Regions from separate parts of the Homo sapiens genome. Here region 2 is linked to region 1. A link is an interaction called in ENCODE POLR2A ChIA-PET data of the cell type or tissue named here. Cell type or tissue: Panc1. All regions are shown on one strand. Each heading gives the region's core, and the rest is flanking DNA. Links, peaks and the distances in the headings are about the cores only. Region 1 overlaps RAB8B (RAB8B, member RAS oncogene family). Region 2 overlaps LACTB (lactamase beta).

Region 1 (5,501 bases), core at 302-5,301:
GGAGGTTGAGGCTGCAGTGAGCCTTGTTTGTGTCACTGCACTCCAGTCTGGGCAGCAGAATGAGACCGTCTCAAAAAAAAGAAAAATTAAAGAAAATTACCCTATTCAAGAGTCCATAATTAGCATCTTAGCACCATATGATGTGTTTTTCTTCTCTATAATTTTTCATATATATTATCTACTGTGATTTCTCCTCTCTTTTAACATCCATATAAATGTTTCAATCCAACTTTTACTTTAATTAATTAATTAATTAATTAATTAATTATTATTTTTTTTTTTGGAGACAGAGTCTTGCTCTGTCTCCCCCACTGGAGTGCAGCGGCACAATCTTGGCTCACTGCAACCTCCGCCTCCTGGTTTCATGCAATTCTCCTGCCTCAACCTCCCAAGTATCTGGGACTACAGGCGCACACCATAACACCCGGCTAATTTTTTGTATTTTAGTAGAACTGGGGTTTCACCATGTTGTCCAGGTTGGTCTTGAACTCGTGAGCTCGAGCAGTCCACCTGCCTTGGCCTGCCAAAGTGCTGGGATTACAGGCGTGAGCCACTGTGCCTGGCCTCAATCCAACTTTTAAATGTTCAGTACCACTGATTTAAAAGTTCTGACTTGTGGCTTGTCTCGGTGGCTCACGCCTGTAATCCCAGCACTTTGGGAGGCCAAGGCGGGCAGATCACAAGGCAGGAGTTCGAGACCAGCCTGGCCAATATGATGAAACCCTGTCTCTACTAAAAATACAAAAATTAGTCGGGCATGGTGGTGTGCACCTGTAGTCCCAGCTCTTTGGGAGGCTGAGACAGGAGAATCGCTTGAACCTGGGAGGCAGAGGTTGCAGTGAGCTGAGATCATGCCGCTGCACTCCAGCCTGGGTGACAGAGTGAGACTCTGTCTCAAAAAAAAAAAAAAAAAAGTTTTGACTTGTAAAGTATTCCTCCTTTTTTAGTCATAAAGTGGTATCAGTGCAGTAGTCTCTGTTGCTAACACACTGGGGGACTTTTGCTAGAGAGAAGTTGGCCTCTGACTAGATGCACATGGGTTGATTACATCTATGTTTCTCTTAGTTCCACTGAATCTAATTTTCTTTCATTTCATTTCCTTATATCCTCTGAGCTCATGGTAGTTTCCTTCATCTTTAGAAAGAATAATCAGATATCTCATTAGATAAATCATATATGATTAATGTATGATTAGTCAGATAAAAGGAATTCAAATGTACTTCGAAGAGACTAATGAAAAGATGGTACATACGAGGGCCTAATGGTTTGAGGAATAAGCGTAATGGAGTTAGGATTGTTCTATATAATTACTTTCTTTTTGTGTAAAAGATGCAAAAATAAACGTCCTTTACATTTAAAAATATTGAATGGAATATGGGGTTTTTCCATTGGAACTTTCTAATCATTTCTAGTATTTATTCCAGCAGCAATTTAGACATTTAAGGAAAATGTTTTTCACCATGTGCCATGTTTTTGGGTCAGTGAGAAAGCCTTAACCAAGACGATTGTTGGGTGGTACTGTGTATAATAACTCCAGATCCTTGACCAAGTTTGGAGAGTCACTTATGGCCATTTGAAACCAAATGAAGGATCAAAGGACTAATTATTTTGAATACCTCTGAGTGTTTTCCCCAAGCTTGAGAAGAGTTTCATTCAGCTATAAAATGCTCATTGTGCAAATGAGTGGTTTCCATGCTGTATAATTAAAGCATTGCCTTTAATAATATTTTATTACCTTTAGCTTGTCTTTTTAATTTGAGGAAAATCTAAACAATTTAAAGTAAAACGTGATAAAGACAGTTTTTCGGGAGAGAGAAGGGTAGATCGCTATGTTTATTCCACTTAGTATCTATATCAAATATTTGTATCAAAAGCAGACTCTCACTTTAAAATTATTCTTCTAGTGGCAAGATTCTTTTCCCTAGATTGAGAGTACAGAGCTCACATAGTAATAACTGCTGTTAAAATAGACACTTAGAACTATAGAGCTAAAGCTTAGGTTCCAAACTAAGCGAAGCTGCCATTTTCTGAAATAATGTCTTTCTTATTTAAAAGGACCAGTTCCTTTTTGCCTTTTTTCCCCTTCCTCACTTCCTTCCTATTGCTCCATGTATGTTGTACATGTGGTTATCTGTTCTTTTTTTTTTATGCTTCTACCCTTATGTTGGCAAAAGAAATGCACCAATGGGAGGTGAAGGTTTAAAATATAACAGTTGAGTTCATTATCCCAGTTTTATCACTTTCTACAAGTATAAGCAAGTTACTTATCTGGACCTCTGTTTCCTCTTACGTTAAATGGGGATTAAAGCCCCCTTGCAGACTTGTTATGAGAATAGTGATAAGGAATATTCAGTACCTATCACAGTGCCTGGCCTTAAGTGGGTCCTTAAGAAGTGCTAGCTATTTTTATTAATGATAGCCTATCCCATTATAGCTGTCAGCATCATTATCTGCTGAGCAGGGATCTCAGGAGAGTATCTTGAAGAATATCGTTGGACTCCACTATACGGGGTTATCTAATCTGAAGCTCATTTTGTTTGGCTGCATTTTGTTCTAAGAGTTTGTGCTTTAGACATTCTGGATTGTTTTAAGCTGGAGTCATTTATTTTGCAGGCAATTATTTCCTCATTTAAAGGGCATAGTCCCACTTCATTCATTTGAAATGATGTCAGTTACCACACTACTGAACTCTTCTGGCCTTTTGTGATGGGCGTTTCTCTCTTTTGTTTCTTGGCCTTAGGCTGATAAATCAAAGTATCTCAGGTGATACAGGAATTCCCGGCAATGTCATATTCAAAATATTGGGCATGTTGCTCAAGCAGTATTTCCATTATTGGAATTCTCCTTTTTTCCTTTAAATCTTAGCCTCCCTGCTTGTTAATATGTTACTTTACTCACAAAATAGGAAGAAAAAAAAACACTTTAGCCTCTTAAGTTTAACAAATATTTTAGGGGCAGCTATATACAAGACCCTGAAGTTGTCATTTTTCTCTCTCTCACTAAAAAGTGAAGCTAAAATGATCTTTTCTTCCAGCAGTGGATTTTTTTTTTTTTTTTTTTTTTTTTTTTTAGAAGGAAAGAGATCACCAGGTGCCGGGAGACTGAGGTGGGTAGATCACGAGGTCAGAAGGTCGAGGCCATCCTGGCCAACACGGTGAAACCCCGTCTCCACTAAAATACAAAAATTTAGCCGGGGTGGTGGCACGCGCCTGTAGTCCCAGTTACTCAGGAGGCTGAGGCAGGGGAATTGCTTGAACTTGGGAGGCAGAGATTGTAGTGAGCTGAGATCACGCCACTGCACTCCAGCCTGGCAAAGGAGCGAGACTCCCATCAAAAAAAAAAAAAAAGAAAGAAAGAGAGAAAGAGATCGAGAGAGAGAATGTGACCTTTACTTGACTTCCAGGATGTTCTTTAAGCCAATGTTTTCAATATGGGTTGCAACCCATTACTGGGTCATGAAGTCAATTTACTGTGTCCAGACCAACTTTTTTTTTTTTTTTTAAATGGAGGGAAAGAGAACAGACAAGAACATGACAACAGATAAGAGAACACAGAGTCCACTGCACATGTAAGAGTAACAAGGAGTAAGGGTCAAGTGCTATTTCATAAAACTTTTGTTTCAGTTATGTAAGTATGTATATATGTGGAATGTGTTGTTATATAAAAATTATTTCTTACCAGTGGGTTAAAAAAGGCAGAAAGCCACTGCTGTGGGGCAGTTTGCCACTGAAGACTTGTCTCATTTTTTAGAAAAACCAATTCTATGGAGGCTGTATTTGATCAGACAGATCCCTTTTTTTCCATGAAAGAAAACTGGGTCTTTTACTATTGAGCCTATATTGATGGAAGGCTTCCACTGCTGGCTTAACTGGCTGTGTTTTTGAGAGGGTCTCTTGGGTAATGAGTCTATTATCTCTCTTCTTTTTTGGTTTTCTGCTTTCTACTCTTTCTACATGGACTCTGGAAGCCATTCTAGTTGTTGGAACAATGGTAGAAGTTCCCACACAACGTAGAGACATCCACAACATTTGGTTTTGTGATTGTTGTCCAAGTGTTAAGAAAACTATGGTTTCTGAAGAAAGTAAGACTTTCTAACCAATATGAAATATCCAATTATTTCCCCCCACTTCAGTGTTAGCCCTTATATCAGGCCTTTTAATATAATTACAAAATTGCTATTTATTTCAGTGTGTTGAATTTTTAAAAATCACCCGAACCCCTAAACCTGTCTAAGTTAACGTGGTTAGAATTGAGACAATGGTAGCAGAACCTTTCGTTCTATTTCATTTCTCTAGAAGAGACTGCATTGTTGCCTTTTCTTCATTCTAAAATGAAGACATCTACTTTATGTATGCTTAGTACTGTTTTGTCATTTGTACTTAATAATTTAAGAAAATTATTCTAGAATGTTCTTTAGGCCGGTGTTTTTAATATGGATTGCAACCCTTTATTGGGTCATGAAGTCAATTTACTGTGTACAGACCAACTTTTTTTTTTTAAATGGAGGGAAAGACAGTAGGACAAGAACATGAGAATAGAAGAGAGTACAGTGTTCACTGCACATATAAGAGTAAGGAGGAGTAAGAGTCAAGTGGTATTTTTTGAAACTTTCAGTGGTTTCATATTTTAGTGTTTTTTGTGTTTCACTTTTTTGTTTTATCACTTAAAGTTACCCAAATATGTAACTTAATTTGCCAGCCATTAAGATTCATTCCAGTAGGATCAATCTAGACATATGTAAACCTGATTGTATTCCAAAGTAATTGATCAGTGTCAAGAAATGTTTATTGAGTGCCTGTTACTTGCTTGGCAAACAGGAGGGAGGTTCCAAATGAAGTACTGTAAGTAAAAGATGAGGCTCCTGCTTTTTTTTAAAAAGGGTTTATCTTTCATTTATTCCTTTAAACATTTATCAGGCACTTATTTAATCAGCCGTATACAGTGCTAGATCCTCTGCTCAAGTGTAATTGGGAAGGTAAAACTTAAATGAAACAACAAAAATAATTAATTGCCACATGCATAATGATATGCATTCTAAATTCTGTAGGAGTTTAGGGTAGAGAGTGAGCAGAGTTGGCTGGAATAACTGGAGGACAGAGGAGGTAGAGTTTCTGAATCTTGAGGCACTTTCAGGATTCAGATGGAAAGGATGGAGAATGTTCCAGACAATGGGGAGATCTTGAAAAATGCTTAGAGGCAGGGAATACCACAGAGCATGAAAGAGGCATTTCTGAGGTTTTATGCTGAGGAATTGTGAAAAATAATGTTGGATATGTTGGATGGGGCCATATATTTTAAGATGGGTAATTGTAGAGTTACATAAACTAAAAAGGTATCCAGTATCCTGTGGTGCATACAGTCTACTTTGGGAGAAGGGAGGGATTATAAATAACTAATGAAGCTATACTGTATGTATTATGATGGAAGCTAGTACTGTGCTAGAAGTATTATAAGCAAAAAGCTTGAATGGCCATGTCAGTGGTTACCTTTGAGCTATATTA
Region 2 (5,265 bases), core at 266-5,265, 83 kb before region 1:
CAAAATTCTAGGCAAATTGCTTAAGCAGACTTTAATATTTTATGGAGAGGCTTTAGAACAGATTTTGACAAGTTAACTAGAATTTTTACCCTTAGGAGTGAAAAATGCTATGATTTTATATAATTTCATATTTGATTCATTTACCACTATAATAGGAAAGGGTTTAGTCAGCTTTTTAGCCTTTACAAATTTTATATTTTAATTTATGCTTTCTCTTATGGAGACATTTTCTATGACTTAGAGTTTTAACTACTAATTTACATAATCTAAAATAACTCTGGCCAGGTGCTGTGTGGCTCATGCCTGTAATCCCAGCACTTTGAGAGGCCAAGGCAGGAGGATCATTTGAGGCCAGGAGTTTGAGACCAGCCTTGGCAACAGAGTGAGACCCCATCCCTACAAAAATTCTTTAAAAAATTAGGCGGGCATAGTAGCGCACACCTGCGGTCCTAGTTAATCAGGAGGAGAGGATCACTTGAGCCCTGGAGTTTCAGGCTGCAGTGAGCTATGATTATACCCTGCTCTCCAGCCTGGGTGACAAAGCAAGATCCTGTCTCTAAACGTTAATTAATTACTTAGTTAATTAAATAAAACAAGCACAAGACTATATGAAAGTGCTAAAAAATTTCCATGTTCAGCTGAGATGAGACAGGATTAAAGTAATGTGAACTAAATACAGATTTCTTGTCTGAACTGGTATACTTCAAAAAACACACATGGAAGTATTGAATTTTAAAATTATAAACATTTGAGCTTATTTTGTAGAGAAAAATTTGAGACACAGTATTAGCAAATGCGATAAAGATTTGTTTGACTTTTTAAAGTAATTTGGGGTTTTATTATTAGAGGAAAAAGTATTTGGAAAGCAAATACTTGGTAACTTTTCAAAAATACTTTAATTCAGAAAGAACAAAATACTTATGAAAGGGCAGTTGTGTCAAATGTTAGGAGGGTGAGTCAGAAGTTTATAAAATGGCCAGTTGAGTTATATCTTGATTATTTGTGGTCAGAATTAATTCAGTTTTTTAAGTATTTGTATTCTTTACTGATTTTTATCTGTTTACTCCTCTCTCTTCATACCATAGTGGTTTTCAAACTGTAGGTTTGTATGTCCAATTATTGAGTTGGAAAATCAGTTTAGTGGGTTGAGTACCAGGATTTCTTTTTTTTTAATGGAAAAAAATAGAATAGAATATGATAAAGTACATTGCAGGTAGTAAAGGTAAATATAAGCTTTGGGATAAAGGTTAGGCTGCTGCATTAAAGGGGCACCAAAATGCAGTGGCGTGAGGAAAATAAAAGTTTAATTCCCCCTTGCAGCATTCCTGAGGTGAGCTGTTCTGATTGGTTCCCCACAAGCCTTTAAGAGGCCAGATTCATCCATCTTACTGCTCCTCTCTCCACAGTGGTGTCCCTGTCTGTACACCTGAAGCTCAATCACAGCCCTGCAGGTGCCCCAGCCTCCTGAAAAGAGAAAGGGTATGGAGCATGTACTCAGGGCCTTAAGGTCTCCAGACTTGCAAGTGTCACACTTCATTTCTGTCCACCTTCTGTTGGCAAAAACTTAGCTGTATGGTCACACTTTGCGACAAGGGAGGCTGAGAAATGTAATTTGTAGCTGAGCAGGCATGTGCCTTGCTTTACTTTATTACTAATGAAGAAGAGTCAATTTTGTGAACAACCAGCCATCTATGCCACTGGCCACTGTGTTGCTCCATAAAACTTCTGTTTTAGAAGGGTGTGATGTGTGTGTGATGTGTGTGTGTGTGTGTGTGTGTGTGTTTTCATTCAGTCAAAAGGAGAAATATATTCCTCACTGTGGGTTGAGGTTAAAAAAAAAGTTTGAAAGCCATTCAGTGGACTATGTCAAACTAAAATTTTATTATAATTTTTGCTAGTAATTTGTGAAAGGGGCTTTGGAAGAGAATTTTGAATGTTAATTACTGATAGGAATTTTACAGTTATATTTTATTTTCCATTTTATTATTTGATTTGTTAGAAAGGTAGCACATTTAACAAATCAACTATTACTTTTACCTTGCATATTTCCATTAGTACATGCTTTACAAATGGTTTAATTGTACTTTATAAAGAAATAGATGAAATGGTGGCTTTTTTTGGAAAATTTTTTAGCTTTGTGTTCTTATCTACATACTAGTTTTGTTCAATCTTCTGTTGTATTTAAATTATAATTGTTCAATTATCAGCTTATTTAAAAGGATTAAATATGCATTGCAAATCAGTTTGTGGCCTAAAAGAGATTTCTTGGGGACCCAAAATAAATTAGATTAGCAACAAGCAATGAATTTTAATTTTTTAAATGGCCTGTGGTTCTCAACTACTTCAGACTCTTTGTGTTTATTATTTTTGGATCTAGCATTATATTTTACTGGAAAGCACAAGAAAAATGATAAATACCATTGGGAGGCCAAGAGGGGTGGATTGCTTGAGCCTCGGTGTTCAAGACCAGCCTGGGCAACATGGTGAAACCCTGTCAGACAATACAAAAAAAATCAGCCGGGCATGGTGGCATGCGCCTGTAGTCCCAGCTACTTGGAGGCTGAGCGGGGAGGATCACCTGAGCCCAGGAAGTTGATGCCGCAGTGAGCTGTGATCATGCCACTGCACTCTAACCTGATGATGGAATGAGACCCTGTCTCAAAAACAAAAGACAAATACCAGAAGTTGTCAGTTGAATCTAAAAAAAGATTCTCTAGTAAAGATGGCATGGATGTATGACCTTACTATGATTTAGATCTAGACATCTGAAAGTTTGAAAATGGACGTCTAGCTCTGTGTATAAGGGGGAGAAGGACGTTATGTCCACTCATTGAGCCTCTTTTCTAAGCTAGAAATTAAGTCTCTGTGAATGTGCAGACTGCAGAGCAGCTATTATTTCCTGTTTTCTTGATGAGTAATTAACTTGTGACTTGCGCAAAAATCAAAATATGCCATATGATGGTGAGTCAATTTCATTTTCTTTTCTTTTTTTTTTTTTTTTTGAGACAAGATCTCACTCTGTTGCCTAGGCAGGAATGCAGTGGCACAATCATACCTCACTGCAGCCTTGAACTCCCTGGCTCAAGTGATCCTCCTGTATCAGCCTTCCAAGTAGCTGGAACTACAGATGTGTGCCACCACACCTGGCTGATTTTTAAATTTTTTTGTAGAGATGAGATCTTGCTGTGTTTCCCAGGCTGATCTCCTGACCTCAAATGATCCTCCCTCCTCAGCCTCCCAAAGTGTTGGGATTACAGGCGTGAGCCTAGCTCATTTTATTTTCTATTCTTTGAAAAAAGGCGATGGGTTTCTATCTCTAGTGTTAAGGGTCCCTATCAGCTCTGAGATGCTTTTGGTTTGGTTTTTTTGTTTTGTCTTGTTTTAATTTTTGGTAGTTCTCGATGGTTCTAAAGGGTAGTTGATTCATTTTAGTTAGATAAAATGGGCTGCTGAAATAAAATAGGGCACTAAAAGAGGAAATATTGTTACCTAGGAAAATGTTTTGTCTGTTTGCTTTATTTATTTTATTTGATACAGTATCTATTTGGGCCTCTAAAACTCAACTCTGATTCTTTTTTGTAATAATTATTTTAAAGGAGTTTAAAGGCACCAGCTTTTTGGGGGAGTTCAGGGAGTAAAAGGAATCTCTTCAAAGATACAGGCAAAAATAAAACCTTGAAGTAAAACTTAATAAATATATATGTTTGGATTCATTTGTTTTATGGTACCATTTTGAGGGGAAAAAAATGTTTCCAGCTTCGTTATGTAGTCTACTGACTTGTTGGGTATAACCATAAACCTGTTTATAATATCCTGACTAAGGCTTTTTAGAGTTACTATGTTTCCAGGAGTAAATATTTCTCTTCTTTATCACTTCTCTGTGTGTTTATGCATGTGTTTAAAATAGTACCATACGGTGTCTGTCACCTGTTTAAAAGTATCTCACCAGAATCCCACCTCACAATAGCACTTAAATTCTTTTGCTCAGATTTGAGTCACAACATCACACTTAGCTGTAAGGGAGGCAAGAGAATTGTTTTTAACTGGATATGTTGTTGTCTTGAATAAAATTGGGATTTTCTTAAATGGAACAGTGGGGACACTGTTTCTGTTTAGGCACATAACTATACTGATTCTGTGTAGCAAATATACTCTGTATAGGCAAGTACACTAAATAACCCAGTAAGTGAACATCACAAAGGAGCTCAGTGAATGTTCTTGCCACTGAAAGACACTCAATTTGTTGATAGGGGAATCCTCAGTCAATGCCTCGGCTTATTATTAGAACTTGGCCATATTTTTTATGTGTTTGGCACAATGTTTGCAACAAAAATTTCTAATTTTATAACTAGATGGGATGAAAACCAAATAAAATGAATATTTTCTGGAGTGTTTGCTGCATTTTTTAATGTTTAAAATTTTTAATTTCAATTTTTATGGGTACATAGCAGCTGTATATATTTATGGGGTACGTGAGATGTTTTGATACAGGCATGCACTGCAAAACAATCACTCGTGTAAAATGAGTTATCCATCCCCTCAAGTATTTATCCTTTGTGTTACAAATGATCCAATCCTACTCTTTTAGTTATTTTAAAATGTACAATTTTTATTGACCATAATCACCATGTTGTATTCTCAAATACTGGATCTTATTGATTATTTATGTTTCTTTTGTACCCGTTAACCATCCCCCACCTTCTCTCAACTTTGGCTGTATTTTGACAGTATAAATATGGCCTTTACCTTCTATTTCTAAAGTGTCTTCTAGAATTAAGAATTGTTCCATATCAAGCTCTTTTTCATGCCTTTAGCTGACAGACTCTCTACTGGTAGTTCAATTCAAATGTTAATACTAAATGTTAAAGTGGGATTGTTTTTATAACATGCATTTGAAATTATGTTGGTTTTCAAACTTCTTATAACAATAAATACCAAGTGATGAATATTGTCTCTAAAGACATTTAAGAAGCATTTTAAAAATAAGGCTGGGCGCAGTGGCTCATGCCTGTAATCACAGCACTTTGGGAGGTGGAGGCAGGTGGATCACTTGAGCCCAGGAGTTCGAGACCACCCTAAGCAACATGGCAAAACCCTCTCTCTACAAAAAATACAAAAATTAGCCAGGCAAGGTTGTGTGTGCCTGTAGTGCCAGCTACTCAGGAGGCTGAGGTGGGGGATTACCTGAGCCTGGGATCACACCACTGCACTCCAGCCTGGGTGACAGAGTGAGACCCTGTCCCCCCACCCTTGAAAAAAAGTATT

What was found. ChIA-PET counts read pairs that join two places held together with the same protein. Peaks named below come from ENCODE experiments on the same cell type or tissue, not always from the same donor. Only the 100,000 strongest peaks of a DNase experiment are listed, where the experiment ranks them.
Region 2: POLR2A ChIA-PET joins it to region 1 with 9 read pairs; 4 of 35 experiments call an interaction of 5 or more read pairs at or near these places.

Annotation. Positions count from the first base shown.
Region 1 is chr15:63,215,964-63,221,464 of GRCh38, forward strand. The region is part of intron 1 of RAB8B (RAB8B, member RAS oncogene family); the gene reads left to right. Among named protein-coding and RNA genes, the nearest start is that of RAB8B, 29 kb to the left of the region's middle. In Panc1, for the core only: no CTCF peak of the experiment used is centred there; no DNase peak of the experiment used is centred there.
Region 2 is chr15:63,133,058-63,138,322 of GRCh38, forward strand. All of the region lies in intron 5 of LACTB (lactamase beta), which reads left to right. Among named protein-coding and RNA genes, the nearest start is that of LACTB, 14 kb to the left of the region's middle. In Panc1, for the core only: no CTCF peak of the experiment used is centred there; a DNase peak (open chromatin) is centred at 2,924.